Regions from separate parts of the Homo sapiens genome. Here region 2 is linked to region 1. Evidence: read pairs that join two places in POLR2A ChIA-PET (ENCODE). Cell type or tissue: GM12878. All regions are shown on one strand. Links, peaks and the distances in the headings refer to the core of each region. The heading gives the core; the rest is flanking DNA.

Region 1 (8,344 bases), core at 29-8,028:
GATGGTGGGGAGGGGTGTTTCATAAATATATACAAAGTTAAATAATAAAGGAACTAAATTACTAAGATTGTGGAGAGACTTAACTAATTATTTTACATGTGTTTAGGAATACCATATTTTATAATGTAACAAGCCACAGCCCTTGGATAGGTTGTGATCTTTTCCATTGGTGTCATGGTGGCCTAAGATGAGATCACCAATCCCCATTTGTTTGGATTCAAAGGACATTCCTGTAATATGTCTAAGTAGAGCTTAAGACTGTTTGGTCGTCATACTTTTCCTGGCCTGGCTGTTATTTAAAATGTTTACCTTTGGTTTTCTCTTTGATAATGCTGATTATAAGGAAATCATTTGGTCGTTTACTTCTGCTGACTTTTAAACATGTAAGTTCTTTTGATTTTAGTAGTGTTTTGTGAGGGCTGGAATTCTCACCTCTGTCACGCTGTCTAGAAGCTTTCTTTCCCCACTTTTCCAGCCTTGAGAATGGAAGTTATTTTTTAGATCTGGTCACCACTTTGAGGGGGTAGGGGACTGAATTCGCCGAACTCTCCTTAACTTAAAACTTCAAGATATGTTGTCACAGAATTGATGCAGAGTGACCTACATAAAATTATCGTCTCTCCTCAACCACTCAGCTCAGATCATGTCAAAGTTTTTCTTTATCAGATTTTGCGAGGTAAGATTTCTTTATGAAGAAAAAGGTGCTGTCACACTGTAAATGAAATGTTTTGCTTCTCATTTAGACTTTAATCCGATCTTCCAAGGTTTTCTTCTTCTCTAAAGACTTTTTTCTTTTGACCAAAGCATATTTTATAATTTCTATATTTAATGTTAAAGAGGAAGCTTTTTAGGGTTGCCAAATAGTTCTTGTTTTCAGTGATGAAAGAGAAAGCCCTGTCAAATTCATTAGGCAGTTGAGTGGGCTAATCTAGGTGAATAAGCAGGATGGTTTGTCACAAGTTCACAAAACAGCCTTTAGTTTTCAACGGAATAGGAATATGTGGCATCAGACGACTAAAGTGAAAAGTGACTATATCCCCTATGGATGACGTCCATCCTGCAAGCCAACAGTAGGTGGGCCTGTCTGAGTATTGGCTGGCATACCTGAAGCCAACTCCAGAGAAACAAAATGACCCTTAAAACCAAAGTAGATTGGGAAGACCAATAAACAGAGCCAGCTAAATTCTAGACAGCTCATTAAAGAGCACAGACTTGACTGAGAAAGGATTTGGGCCAACATTATTGACACTTCTTCTGGCCATCAAGTATGTCCATGAGAATTTTGCCATTACAAGTAGAGAATTGCTTAAACCTGAAACAGCTTTCTTACCTAGTAAGCAAAATACTTTCCCCCTGCCCCAGAATTCATAGAATTAAGAGATTCTTTATAGAGATTGAAAAATAAATGCCAAAAGGATGAAAACACATAAGCAATTTTTTTTTCAGACAGAGTCTTGCTCTGTCGCCTAGGCTAGAGTGCAGTGGTGCGATCTCAGCTCACTGCAAGATTCGCCTCCCAGGTTCACGCCATTCTCCTGCCTCAGCCTCCCAAGTAGCTGGGACTACAGGTGCCCGCCACCACGCCCAGCTAATTTTTTGTATTTTTAGTAGAGGCAGGGTTTCACCGTATTAGCCAGGATGATCTTGATCTCCCGACCTTGTGATCCTCCTGCCTCGGCCTCCCAAAGTGCTGGGATTACAGGCGTGAGCCACTGCGCCCAGCCACATAAGCAATATTAAAACTAAAAAACTCACCTCCAGGCCAGGCATGGTGATTCATGCCTGTAATCCCAGCGCTTTGGGATGCTGAGGCGGGCAGATCATCTGAGGTCAGGAATTCAAGACCAGCCTGGCCAACATGGCAAAACTCCATCTCTACTTTAAAAAAATACAAAACTTAGCTGGGCATGGTGGCACTCGCCTGTAGTCTCAGCTACTTGGGAGGCTGAGGCAGGAGAATCGAGTGAACCCAGGAGGTGGAGGCTGCAGGGAGCCAAGATCGCGTCACTGCACTCCATCCTGGGCAACAGAGTGAGACTCCGTCTCAAAAAAAACAAAAACGTTCACCTCTAAGATTTGTTCATATTCTATGGTAGGGGAAAATGGGGAAGATATTGGCTCTTTTTGTACTTGTGAAAAATGTGATTTGCTACATTTTATCCAAAAAAGACTCAGCCCATTAGCCGGATATGGTGGTACATGCCCGTAGTTCCCACTTCTCAGGAGGCTGAGATGGGAGCATGGCTTGAGCCAGGAAGGTCGAGGCTTCAGTGAGCTGTGATCATACCACCACACTCCTGCCTAGGTTACAGAGCGAGACCCTGTCTCAAAAAAAAAAAAGAAAAGAAAAAAAGAAAAACGCACACAAAAAGGACTCAACCTTGAGGCTGGGACCTTTAGCAGTACTGAATGAAGACACTGGTCTTCTAAGATTTCACAAATATTTTTAAAGTGGTTCATTACCCTCTTGATTCTGAGCGGTAAAGAATACTACTGACAGTGTGGGCAAGTTCCTGAATTTTGTTCTATCAGTGAAACATCTGTCCTGGGAAAGGCTCCCTGTAGTAATGGAAACTGTTTTGTTGGAGCAGGCTCCGAGTTGCAGGTTAAGAGTATCAATAGCAGCAGTCCAATAGCCACACTGACTAGCAATCTAAGGTTATTAGTATGGTCTTAACTCGAGTGCCTAAGAAGCTTATCTGTATTTAAACCTACATAATTGTTTAAATTATAGACATTATCTCTAGACTTTGCAAACCTTTGGTGACATTTTATTTTACTGTAGCAAAATTACGGTATTTTGAGGTGGGACTAGCTTTTAATAATGTTCATTATGCAGTTATTTAGGGAACAATTTTAAATCCTCTACTGTTTTCTTCCAAGGTTTTTTTTAAATTATTGGTTGAGTAAAAGGAATTAAATATCTGCAATTAAATCTGTTTGTTATTTCAGGTTTGAAATATCTCCATTCAGCTGGCATTTTACATCGAGACATTAAGCCAGGGAATCTCCTTGTGAACAGCAACTGTGTTCTAAAGGTAGCTTTTCAGTTTATTTAAATACCTGGGAAAAATCAGAATGTCAGGGCAGGTTTAAGAACAACATATTTTTGTGAAAGAAAGAAGTTCATTTCCATTACTTTACCAAAAGTTAACCCAGTTTTCTCCATATCACTACTCATAGCCATGGTAATAATTTGTAGTCCTGCCTCATGTTCTTTTCATGATATTTGGCCTATGTTTTAGAAACACTGAAATTGGAATTGTAGTGTAACTAGAAAGAAGAATAGACAAGGTGACTCCTTTACAGCTTGTTCCATTATTAAAAGAAGTGCATATCAGAAGAAATATTAGAACAGCAAGCATCTGTTTATATAAGAGAATGAAGTGTGACTTTTAGGAAGACCATTTACATTTTTACACAGCTAACATATCTATATGCTGTTTGACCAAGGTAGCAAAGTAAGAAGTAGAAACATATTTAAAAGGGATAGTGCTGGCCAGACACGGTGGCTCATGCCTGTAATTCCAGCATTTTGGGAGGCTGAGGCGGGCAGATTGCTTGAGCCCAGGAGTTCAAGACCAGCCTGGGCAATGCAGCAAAACCCCATCTCAATAAAAAATTCAAAAATTAGCTAGGTGTGGTTGCACATGCCTGTAGTTCCAGCTACTCAGAAGGCTGAGATGGGAGGATCACCTGAGCCCAGAGCGTGAAGGCTGCAGTGAGCTGTGATCACACCACTGCACTTCCACCTAGGTGACAGAGTGAGACCCTGTCTCAAAAAAAAAAAAAAAAAAAGTGAAAATGCCAAACCAGAAAAGGGTAATATGCATCTATCCAATGTATTTCCATAATGTATAGTAGCCAATTCTTAATTATTCCTCTGAAGAGGAATTGATTACAGAATTATATTTAGTAGTTCCAAAATTTCAAGTCATCAGTTTCAGTTTTACTTCTCTTCCCTAGTACAGCCATTGTCTTTCATTTAAAAAGGGGCTTGCAAATAGCAAAGTCCACATATTTGTATTTCCCTACCTCTAATACAGATGTGTATTGGCAGAACTCTTGAATAGAGAGAGGTCCACTATATTTTTCCTCATAATAGAAATTGGAAATAAGGGCCTTTAACTGCTATATTTGAAAAGAAAAATAAATTTTTAAAATGTTACCCACTTTAAAAGTAATCAAGACTATCATTATTACTTAGGTTGCTGGCGGTTAAACTAAGTAATAAAACCAAGTGTATAAATAAAATTCATTTTTTATTTTAAATGATTTCTCTGAACTGTAGGTCAGTTCTCTTGAAAAGCTGGTGGATTATACTGCTTATGAATGAAAATTCTCCCTTCATTATAGCCTTGAAGAACCCTCACCCTTATTTTAACTCAAGAAAGATGAAAACCTATTTTTCATATTTTCCCTAAAAATAGCTGATGTTGTAATTCAGTCTTTTGTTTCCACAGAGAAGTTAATTGCCACCAAAATCTACTAAAGTATTCCTTCTATAGGTTATTGAGTTTTTCCTGCCACCTTTTCACTTTTTAAAGAGAACTTGCAACCTATCCCCATAATCGTTTTTTAATTAAAAAAAAAATTTAAACCTTATAGTTAGAAATTTTTTTGTCCTATTCATACCTAATCAATCTTACGACAGTTTAAGCCAATTTCTTCTTATTTTGGTTTTTGATTGGAAGACTTCACACAGGATTTTGTGCAGGACCTGTCATGTTTGATGCCATTAACTGCTTGAAGTTCATTTTCCAAATTGTCCGTTATGGTTTTATAACCTTGGACTGTATGAATGGGCAACTAAAGGAAAATGCCATTTGTGAATACACAACACACAAATCAGAACAAACAAATTTTGCTCCACTCCTTTGACTCATCTTATGGGCCTACTTTTAAAAAGCCAGAATAGAGTCTAGGCTATAGACACTAGTTCTTTCTTCTCAAACATACAAATTCATTGAAGATCATTATAACAAAACATTTTTTAAAAATCAGTATCCTTCCATATCGTGAATGTATTTTGTTTCCTATTAAGCACAAGATGGATAATTTTGCTGGAATTTTTTTAGTTATCTGATCATGTAAGCTTCCTATTTTGGACTCAGGTTGTCTTCCAAATAAGTTGCTAAAAATGACGAAATCATACTGATGTTTTTAATAAGGGATTTGCTTTATAACAGAAGGCCTTTTTTTGTTGGATGGGTGGTTGGTTGGTTTTTCTCATATAAATATGAGAAAAAAATTATGTTCTTTCCTTTTGTTGGTTTGGTTTTTAAAAATATCCTCAAGAGTCATGGCCAAGTAATAGAGTTTTTAAAATATTATATGTTATTTTGGCCGGGCGCAGTGGCTCACGCCTGTAATCCCAGCACTGGGAGGCTGAGGTGGGCAGATCACTTGAGGCCAGGAACTTGAGACCAGCCTGGCCAACATGGCAAAACCCTGTCTCTACTAAAAATACAAAAATTAGCCAGGCGTGGTGGCGCATGCCACTAGTCCCAGCTGCTCAGGAGGCAGAGACACGAGAATCACTTGAACCTGAGAGGCAGACGTTGCAGTGAGCCGACATCATGTCAGTGCACTTCAGTCTGGGTGACAGAGTGAGACTGTCTCAAAAAATATATATATATATATGTTATTTGAACATATTTGATGAACTCGGGCTTTTGTTGTTATGTTATATGGTTTATCTGTATAGTATGGAAAATTTTCCTGCTTTCTTAAGTTGTAAAGATGGTGGCTTCATACTGATTCATTCCCACATACACATCTGAATTCATTTGATGTAACCAGACATAGTAGATTCAAATCAGAAAGAGGGGATTGCCAAAAATTGGGGGATAAATTTTGTTTTCTTTAGAACGGGGTTTTCAGATTTTCTTTTTAAGCTGCCGGAACTCTTTTTCAAATAAAATCTTATTTGGGGACTTCAATTTAGAAAACAGATTTAAAATCATATTTTATCACTTGCAATATTGTGACTTGTAAAGTTAATCAGTGAGAACACTGGAGCTTAGATGGCCATTACTATCTGATCTCATCCTCAGTGCTCCTAGTTGTGTTTTGATTGCCCAATATCAAGAAAATTTTAATTCCTAAAGATAAGTAGTAGTTGCTGGTGGTGGCACGGCTGCTGTTTATTAATAGCTCACCTTGTAACCCTCAGCATACTTTTCAGTTGAGCAGAAATAGCAAGAAAAGATTTATTTCTAAGTTTGTATAGAAGTTAACCTGTCTTTATTATTTATTGCTGTATCTCCAGATTCTAACATACAGTCTGTAATATAACAAGTACTAACTTAAATATTTATGGCATGAAGAAATGAATGAACCCCATAGCATTAGTATTCTACCATATACTGCATTTTAACATATTTATACATTTGAGTATGAATTTGTATTTTAAATAGATAGGTACATGTGAAGTTTGGATATAATATTCATGGAATGCCTAAAGTCAGAAGTAGATTCAACTGGAGTCAGTTTGAAACCCATTGCTTTAAAGAAATTCACATATATTTCATAAAGACGACAGACACAGTCTCAGCTAAGGAGACCTTCAAGATACACCCCTTTATCTTATGATATCTTCCTCTCTAAACTAGTCTTGAAAGTAATTGGTTTTGTGGGGGTTTTTAAATTTTTTTTAAAGATAGGGTCTCAATCTCACTCTGTCTCCCAGGCTGGAGTGCAGTGGCACAGTAATAGCTCACTGTAGCCTCAAACTCCTGGGCTCAAGCAGTCCTCCCACCTCAGCCTCCAGAGTAGCCGGGACTACAGGTGCACACCACCACGCCCAGCTTTTTTTTTTTTTAATTGTTTGTAGAGTTGAGATCTTGTTATGTTGTCCAGCCTGGTCTTAAACTCCTGATCTCTCAAGCAGTCCTCTCAATCCCTGGGATTACGGGCATGAGCCACTGTGCCTGGCCAACAGTTGGTCTCTAAATCAAACCTACAAGTATGCATTTGGCCAGGTGCAGTAGCTCACGCCTGTTATCCCAGCACTTTGGGAGGCCAAGGCAAGCAGATTGCTTGAACCCAGGAGTTCAAGACCAGCCTGGGCAACATGGCAAAACCTCATCCCTACAAAAAAAAAAAAAAACCCACAAAAATTAGCCAGGTGTGGTAGCACATGCCTGTAGTCCCAGCTACTCAGGAGACTGAGGTGGGAGGAGCCTCAGATCGATCACGCCACTGCACTCCAGCCAGGGAGACAGAGTGAGACCCTGTCTAAAAAAATAAATAAAGTCGTTTACGTTCACCTAGTTTTTTTTGCTTCGATTATCAACTGAAAACAGACATGTTTTTATTGATAAAGATGAGAAGAATATTTTTAAGAAAATGATGTAAGTTTGAGACTTTTTTCCTCTCTTAACCAAATAAAACCAGATTGTATATTGACATAAATATACTATACCTATATCATTAAAAATGTTCCAGAGTGGCCGGGCGCAGTGGCTCACACCTGTAATCCCAGCACTTTGGGAGGCCAAGGCAGATGGATCACCTGAGGTCAGGAGTTTGAGACCAGCCTGGCCAATATGGTGAAACCCCTTCTCTACTAAATAATACAAAAAAAAAAAAAAATTAGCCAGGCGTGGTGGTAGGCACCTGTAGTCCCAGCTATTCGGGAGGCTGAGGCAGAAGAATCCCTTGAACCCAGGAAGCAGAGGTTGCAGTGAGCTGAGATTGTGCCACTGCACTCCAGCCTGGGTGACAGAGTGAGACTCCATCTCAAAAAAAAAAAAAAAAGTTTCAAAGTTCAGTGCCCTATCAAAATTTTGATGTTTTGTTTTACTCTTTCATTTGTATTTGCTTGATAATGTTTTGATTGCCTTTTCTGTCTAGATTTGTGATTTTGGATTGGCCAGAGTGGAAGAATTAGATGAATCCCGTCATATGACTCAGGAAGTTGTTACTCAGTATTATCGGGCTCCAGAAATCCTGATGGGCAGCCGTCATTACAGCAATGCTATTGACATCTGGTCTGTGGGATGTATCTTTGCAGAACTACTAGGACGAAGAATATTGTTTCAGGCACAGAGTCCCATTCAGCAGGTATGATTTCAATTTAAGGCTTTAGTTGCAATTCTATTGCAGATTTGAAGGAAAATCCATCTTGCACATGTGTCTTGGGCTTATTCATTATACTGTCTAATTTGCTTTTAGGAAATTCAGGTTCACTTAAAATTCAGAAAGTTATAAAGTTGAAGATTACAAAGAGATTCATTTTGTAACTTATGAGCCTTTAGAGGGAGTATTGAGTTTATTTATGTATTTATTTATTATTATTATTATTTTTTGAGACGGAGTTTTGCTCTTGTTGCCCAGGCTG
Region 2 (8,344 bases), core at 105-8,104, 92 kb before region 1:
AGCTGGTCTTGAACTCCTGGGCTCAAGCGATCCTCACGCCTCAGCCTCCCAATGTGCTGGAATTACAGGTGTAAGCCACACACCTAGCCTTTTTTGATGTGTTTCTACTATAGTAAGTACCACCCAATCAAGATACAGAACATTTTATCACCCCAGAAAGTTCACTCAAGTAAATTCTACCATGCATCCCCCTCCCCCTGCCCTAGGCAGCCACTTTTTTGGTTTCTGTCATCTTTGATTAGTTTTGCTTGTTCTTAGATTTTATATAGATAGAATCTTACAATATGTATGTACTCTTATGTGCGAGGCTTCTTTCACTCTACATAATGTTTTTGCAATTCATCTATGTTGCTTGCACATATCAGTGTTTTTTTCTCTTTATTACTGAATCATATGTCAGTGTATGAATATAGCACAGTTTGTTTATCCATCCTTCTGTTCCTTCCAGTTTTAGACTATTCTTACATAAGTCTTTTTATGGATATAAGTTTTTATTTCTCTAAGGATAAATATCTAGGGATGGAATTGCTGGGTTGTAGAGTACATATATATTTAACTTTATTAAGATTGCCAAAGCAGTTTTCCAAAGTGGCTTTACCAGTTTGTACTACTACCAGCAAAGATGAGAGTTCTAACCCACTTGCAAATCCTTGCAAAATTTGATGGTCTTTGAATGTAGCCATTTTAGTGGGTGTGAAGTAGTATCTCATTTTAGTTTTAATTTGCATTACCATGATGGCTAATGATGTTTGCCACATTTTCATGTATTTATTGGCTGTTGGCATGTCTTTTTTTTTCCTGAAAATTCTGTTGAAGTTTTCCACCCATTTAAATGATTGGTTTGTCATTATTATTATTATACTGTAGGAGTCTTATTTCTTTTTCTGAATACCAGCCTTTTGACAGATCAATCTATTGTATTTTCTCCTACTCTGTAACTTACCTTTTCATTTTGTAAATGATGTCTTTTGATGAACAGAAAATTCTATTTTGAGAAGTTAAGTTTATCAACTTTTTCTTTTATTATTAGTACATTTTTTGGTTCAGTATAAGAAATCTTTGTCTAGCTGGGCATGGTGTTTCGTGCCTGTAATCCTAGCATTCTGGGAGGCCGAGGCAGGCAGATCACCTGAGGTCAGGAGTTCGAGATCAGCCTGGCCAACATGGTGAAACCCTGTCTCTACTAAAATTAGAAAAATTAGTGAGGCATAGTGGCCTATGCCTGTAATCCCAGCTACTCAGGAGGCTGAGGCATGAGAATCATTTGAATCCAGGAGGCGGAGGTTGCAGTGAGCCAAGATCGCACCACCGCGCTCCAGCCTGGGCAACAGAGCAAGACTGTGTCTCAAAAAAAAAGAAGAAATCTTTGTCTAGTGCCAAGGTCATGAAACTATTCTCTTTTATTTTTTCTGGAAGTTTTAAGGTTTTAATTTTTATGTTTAGGTAAGTTTTCCATCTGAAATTAATTTTTTTTTTTTTTTTTTTGAGACGGAATCTCGCCCTGTTGCCAGGCTGGAGTGCAGTGGTGCGATCTCGGCTCACTGCAGCCTCCACCTTCCAGGTTCAAGGATTCTCCTACCTCAGCCTCCTGAGGAGCTGGGACTACAGGCACACACCACCATGCCCAGCTAATTTTTATATTTTTAGTAGAGACGGGTTTCACCATGTTGGCCAGGATGGTCTTGATCTCTTGACCTTGTGATCCTCCCACCTCGGCCTCCCAAAGTGCTGGGATTACAGGCATGAGCCACCGTGCCCAGCCTGAAATTAATTTTTGTATATGGACTAAGATAAGGGTTTGAGGCATTTTTGTTGTTTTGTTTTTTAAAATACTAATTTTAAAGTAAAATATTAATTTTAAAGTAAAATACTAATTTTAAAGTAAAACACTATTCTAAAATACTAATTTTACCTATTCTCACAACATCCTTCTTTAAGAAGATTTTTTCACCCTTATTGAATAGCCTTGCTCCACTGTGGAAAATCAATTGACTATATAAATATAGTGAAATTCTAAGCTTTTCTGTTTCATTAGTCTTTTGGTCTAGTCTTATGTTAATGCCACACTGTCTTTATATACTGTAGCTTTAGAGCAGGATTTTTCCATCTCAGCACTATTGACATTTTGGGCCTGATAGTTCTTTGCTGTGGGAGGGTCTCCTATGTATTATAGGATGTTCAGCATCATCCCTTGCCTCCACCACTAAATGCTAGTAGCCACTCAGTAGGTGTGATAATCAAAAAATGTCTACAGACAGTACCAAATGTCCCCTAGGGAACAAAGTCACCCTCAGTTGAGAAACACTATTTTAAAGTAACTCTTGAAGTCAGATAGCGTAAGTCTTCCAACTTACTTGTTTTAATTCAAGATTATTTTGGCTACTCTAGAAGCTTTGTGTTTTCATATCATTACAGAATTAGCTTGTCAGTTTCTTTAAAAATCTGTTGGGATATTTATTGGAAGATGTCAACTCTGTAGATCAAATAGAAGAGAATTTTTAAGAAAGTTGAGTGTTCCATTCCATGAACATGGTATAGCTCTCCACTTTTTTTTTTTTTTTTTTAACAGCCTTTGTCAACCACTCTGATCTCCATTTATTATAGTCTTTAATTTCTCTTGGCAGTGTTTGGGAGCTTGCATTTTAGAGGCCTTGCACATGTTTAGTTTATCACTAAGTATTTAATATTTTTCGATGCCATTGGAAATGGTATTTTTATTTTCAGTTTCACTGTCCAATGTCATTGACTAGTTGTAGGCACTCCTGTCCTGCCTTCAACCTTACATTCACTTAAGGCACCATGTTACTTGAGGGCGATCCCTCTCAGCAATCCTGCTGTATCCTACGTGAAGGCTTCATCAGAAAGAATTGGCAGAACAGGTCTGGAGAGCCTCAGGTTTTAATTAATTAAGTCAAATATCTTCAGCCAATGAAAGGTTGCTAAAAGATTATTTTGGTTTCTCTTGCCCTGCTTTCAGCATGCAGTTTACTCTTCTTTCCACTGTGACCCAGGGATGAAAAGGGCTTGGAGTGTTTTCTCTCTTAGCAAGGGCTTCTCTTTCTCTGGAGTTTAGTTCATTTACGTTCTTTGAGTTCTCAGCTTTCTTGTATACAACCACCCAACTAACCAACCAACCACCCAACAAAAAGTATGATTTCATTGCTTATCTAACCTTTTCTCCTTGTTATGCAAAGTGTCATATTTCTGTGTTCTAACTGGAAGTGGTTAACCAGTTTTCTTTGTTCTGTGTTTTGGTAGATGTTTTAACTTCTTTTTTATTTTTTTATTTTCAGCATTTCTGTTCTTATATTTTATATGTCTCTGATATACAGCATACATTTAAATTCAGCTTTTTAATCTAGTCTGACAATCTTTTAAGGGAAACACTTAATTCATTTCCATCAATTGTGCTTACTGATCTTCTTTCTTCTTCTTTTTCTTTTTTTTTTTTTTTTGAGACAGGGTTTTGCTTGGTCACCCAGGCTGGAGTGCAGATGTGCGGTTACGGCTCACTGCAGCCTCCACCTGCTGTGCTCAAGCAATCCTCCAACTTCAGCCTCCCAAGGGGCTGGGACCACAGTCACATGCCACCACGCCCAACTAATTTTTAAAAACTTTTTGTAGAGACAGGGTCTCACTGTGTTGCCCAGGCTGGTCTCAGACTGCCGAGATGAGTGCGCTGATCTTTTTAAATTTGTCCCTACCACCTTATTTATATATTTCTTATGTTCTGCTTTTCATATTTTTCTCTTTATTTGCCTTCTTTTGAATTGCTTGAGATTTTCCACCCCTTATTTGTAAGTTTCATACCTTATTTTGTTCTTTCAGTTGCCCTTGAAATTTTAGTATGCATGTTTAAATTCCATGGGTAATAAATATTGTTTATTTTCGAATCTGCCTGGTCCGTTTTAATAGTCTCCTATTCTGTCATACTTGTTCCCCCTTTTATATTTTTTCAAATACATTAAAAATATTTTATGTTTGCATCTGATAATACTCTTATCTGCTGTCTTTGTTGGTCTAATACATTGGCTCTTACTTGTAGGTGCTTGTTTCTTTGGTGATTTTGTAAAATTGTGAGCCCATGACATTAGAACTTTATTTTTTGTGATTTTTTTGAAGCAGGGTATTAGATTTTTTTTTTTCCAGAGATGATGTGAGTATCTAGTAGTACCACCTACTTTTAAGTAAATTTTTGACTTGAGTTTTTCAGGCCACACCACTAGTTTGAATTTTAGTCACAAAGGGTGCAGACTTACTAAGAATTCACAGTGGAGACATATTTCTGTTTTACTCTTCTACCAAGAACCAAAGCCAATAAAGACCCTTATTCTCATTATCGCCCTCTGCAGAATGAGCTTTTACCTATTTCACTTACTAAGGATGCAGACTTTTGGGAGGCTTCTAGCATATTTGTAAAGGTATAGTTAATCCAGTCTCCTGGGAAGGGCCCCAGGTGGCCTCCTGTCATCTCAGCAAGTAGCCCATTAAAACCTAGGCTTTTGTCCACCGAGGATTGGCCAGTAACTCCAGGGAAAACTGTCTATAATGTTACTCACCTTTGTGAATGTATATTTCTTTCTTGTTTCTGCTCTCCAGGAATTTCTTTGCTTCCCTCTCAAGGTTAACCATGTATTTTATCCAGCATCTTTAGATGCTTTTCCATCTAATTTACTTTTATTCTATACTCATATCTTTAGGAATTACCTCTAGCTCTTTTTGAAATGTGGCAAGGGGAAAAATAAAGTCCATAATCGGTCCTGTCTCCCAGTTTAGAATGTCTTTTCCTATTTCAACTGTGATAAATTCATCCTCCTCTTCACTCACTTCAGATGTTCTTCTCTTTAGGTATTCTCCCCATCTGGCTCAACTCCTACCCCTATATATACCCCCGGTAGAATGAATTACTCTTTTACGTTTGTTTCTATACTTCTTTATATATATATCTTTCTTAAAGGAGAGGTATCCCTGTAGACACAAAGATAGAGACTGAATTCTATTTATTTCTATGTTCCTAGCATGTAATATGCATTCACTAAAGTTTGTTGAATTGAGTTTTCAAAGTCTTTATAACCAACTCTTGAAATTTTAAGCTTCTAGCTAGGACTGTTATAACTTAATTTGCTAGTTTTAGAAAATAACTTTTAAAGCAATTAAAGCTTATTCAACACGTTGAAGATAAAATAATTTTATTTGGTATTTGGTAAATTCCTTGGGCTAGTCCTATTTAAGGATGGATTAAAATATGATAGAAGTGTTATCTTACAATCTCCAGATGGGCTGGGGTGATGTAATTTTGGAGCAAATGAACATTCACATCCCAATTCTAAATCTGAGCTCATTTTAAAATTATACACTTGCGGGATGATCTGTGCCACAAACCATGACACACATTTGCCTATGTAACAAACCTGCACATCCTGCACATGTACCCCTGAACTTAAAAGTTGGAGAAAAAAATTACGCACTTTGTATCTGTAACATCAAGGGGAATTTTTGCCTTTGGGTTACTATTTTTAAAAAATTTTTTTAAATGGATACAGTGATAGATTTTAGAGCATAACAGTTACAAATGGAGAGGTTTCCTAAATGACCTTGATTACTTTGTGTGTGTTGGGGTAGGGGGTTGAGGAGGTTGTTTTTCTCCTGTTGCCTGAATTTAAATGTTTTTTCTATGGTGAATTACATAATTATTTCGTGGCCATTATATATTTGTCCTGCAGTTTTTTATTATTTTTTTACGAAAAGAGATCTAAGGGCCTTTAGGTGTCCATTGGCAAAGCTGATTTTATAAATATGTGTTTCTTTTGCCTAGCATCTTTTCACATATTTGAAGATATATAGATGGGAAAAGAGCAGTAGGATGAAAAAGGGAGGTGAGAAGAATTCTTCGTAGAGAGCAAAAACAGGTGAGGAAAGCAACTAGTGTAGCGGTTGGGATGACTTAACAATAGAGGGAAGGCACAGGTCAGAGAAGAAGGCAAGAGGAGGTGCCAACACCCGAGGTTGGGAGGTGGACACCAAGCTGGCTCATGATGAAACAAGCTGGCGTATTTCACTTGTAAATGTTTTTATAATATGCACTTTTCATTTTAACATCTCCAAAATTAGGATGTTTCTTACAATTGTTTGCTTTTTATTTTTGTTAGTACATAAAATAATGGCACATTTACCATTAGTGGCATTTTACAGTTAATGAAATATGGTATAATTTTACATTGCTCACAAGGAGTATTGGCTGTGTTAGCCTGCTAGTTTACATTATGTGATCTGGCAGACAAATCAGTTTTTAAAAACATTCAGAAACAGACTCAGCATTCAGGTGATTTGGACAACTGATTGATGTTATTCCAAAAGAAACCTCTCTCTAAGGTGATTCGTGTGAAACTAGCAACTTCTTTTTGTAAAAGGTCTGCCACTGGATAGGCTGTGTTTGCAGTTGCCACAAATTCTGAATCAAAGGCAAGTAATCATTAGGTGGAAATCAAAGTAACCTTTCTCTACCCCTGTGATTTGAGGGGCTATTTCCCTGAAGCATGTGCAAATTATTTGTTAGGCAAGAACAACTTGTATGGCAACTTCTTAGCATTGCTTAGACAACATCTCTGTACAGTTTGTGCCTCAGGTTCATCTCTGTTTTGTATTCTTGAGTCTCTTTGGAATTTTGACACAGCAATTGAGCTCTCAGACTTACTTATTTTACAAAATTGGGCATTTGAGTAAAAAGTGCCTCAACTTAAAAACTGTTCTTAAGTTTTCTTCTTTTGCTTTGGCTACTATAAAGCCCAGAGTCAAATGTGCACCCTCCTCAGTTAAGGGATGTAGAGTTTCTTAGCTTATGTTTTGGGTACAGACCACTTTCTCGGTCCCTTCACCCCCACTTCATAAGCTTCCTACCCATTTTTTCCCCCTTCCTCAAACCCTTATTCCTCCTCTTCCCGCACCCTTTAATCTTACACTGTATGCTTCTGTCTTAGCTACCTCCCGTCTGTTTTGGAATGGGGTGGGATATAGATAAAAGCTAAAAACGTCAACAGATAAAATCTATCTTTAAAAAACATTTACCCATACAGTGAAAAAAGCACATTGAAATGGTGAAGTGAAAAGCCCAGTTTTGTTGTCCTTTTTTTGTATATGTCTTAAATGAGGTGAGTTGTTTTGAGGAAAGGCGAATTTTGCTTTGCCAACATTTGTGATGGCTTTAGTGTGTTGGAGCTAAAAAGGATTGTGAGCTCTTTCAAGTTACTTCTAATTTAGAGACACTAGATTTTTAAAGAAAAGGATAATTAAAAATTTGGATAACTTTAAAAGATGGAGTTACTGTCAAAATACCAAAGACTAGGTAGCTTATAAACAACAAAAGTTTATTTCTCACAATTCTGGAGACTAGGAAGTCCAAGATCAAAGCTTCTGCAGATTTGGTGGCTGGTGAGGGCCCATTTCCTGGTTCATAGATGATACATTCTCAATGTGTTCTCATCTGATGGAAAGCAGAAGGCAGGTCTTTGGGGCCTCTTTTATAAACGGCACTAATCCCATTCATGAGGGCTTCACCTTCATGATATAATCACCTCTCCCAAGGTCCCACTTCCTAATACCATCATATTGGTGATTAGGATTTCAACATACAAATTTTCAGGGGACTCACACATTCAGTCCAAAGCAGTTCCTGTTGATTAGCTGAAATAATGTGACAGAGCTGTACTGTTTTCCAACAGAAAAGGTACTTTTAACTTTTCTGTTAGAAATTTTGATATTTTTCCTGAGACTGGAGAAGGTAAAAGAGTATCCCCATTTTTGTGCATCTGTGTATTAAATTGGTATGTGAATAAAAGAGGACCTATGGTTTATAAAACAGTGAAAAACAAAGAAGTGGAGTAGAGAGGGTTAGTATCATTGGTTCATGCAGTTTTTTAAACATCTGTCCTAATCTAACCAAATTAAGTGCAATGTAGTAATTGGACTTTTGTATTACCATATTTTGCCTCTCTTCCTATTTCTTCTGCCTCTGAAGTAACATTGCAGCTTGTAAGATTGACAATTATATTCAGTCTGATATAAGTAAAATTTGCTAATTTAATGCTGTGTGTCATGCCATGGTTTTTTTAAATTGATGTTTTCTTTAGTTAGTACCCGTGTCCCTTTTACTTTTTCCCTTTCTTTGCTTTGTACTTCTCTTTCTTTCTTTTTTTTTTTTTTTTTTTTTTTTTGGCTTTGTACTTCTCTTTCTTAGACAAGGTACAAACCTCCTTTCCCTGCCTTCTTTCCTTCCCTTGTTTGCCACCTGTATTAGTCCGTTTTCACATTGCTGATAAAGACGTGCTTGAGACTGGGAAGAAAAAGA

What was found. Peaks named below come from ENCODE experiments on the same cell type or tissue, not always from the same donor. Only the 100,000 strongest peaks of a DNase experiment are listed, where the experiment ranks them.
Region 2: POLR2A ChIA-PET joins it to region 1 with 5 read pairs; 3 of 35 experiments call an interaction of 5 or more read pairs at or near these places.

Annotation. Positions count from the first base shown.
Region 1 is chr17:28,160,591-28,168,934 of GRCh38, forward strand. It overlaps NLK (nemo like kinase), which reads left to right. Exons shown (of 11, transcript NM_016231.5): 4 at 570-676; 5 at 2,953-3,038; 6 at 7,858-8,067. Among named protein-coding and RNA genes, the nearest start is that of NLK, 120 kb to the left of the region's middle. In GM12878, for the core only: no CTCF peak of the experiment used is centred there; no DNase peak of the experiment used is centred there.
Region 2 is chr17:28,068,889-28,077,232 of GRCh38, forward strand. All of the region lies in intron 1 of NLK (nemo like kinase), which reads left to right. Among named protein-coding and RNA genes, the nearest start is that of NLK, 30 kb to the left of the region's middle. In GM12878, for the core only: no CTCF peak of the experiment used is centred there; a DNase peak (open chromatin) is centred at 3,181; H3K27ac peaks cover 368 bases.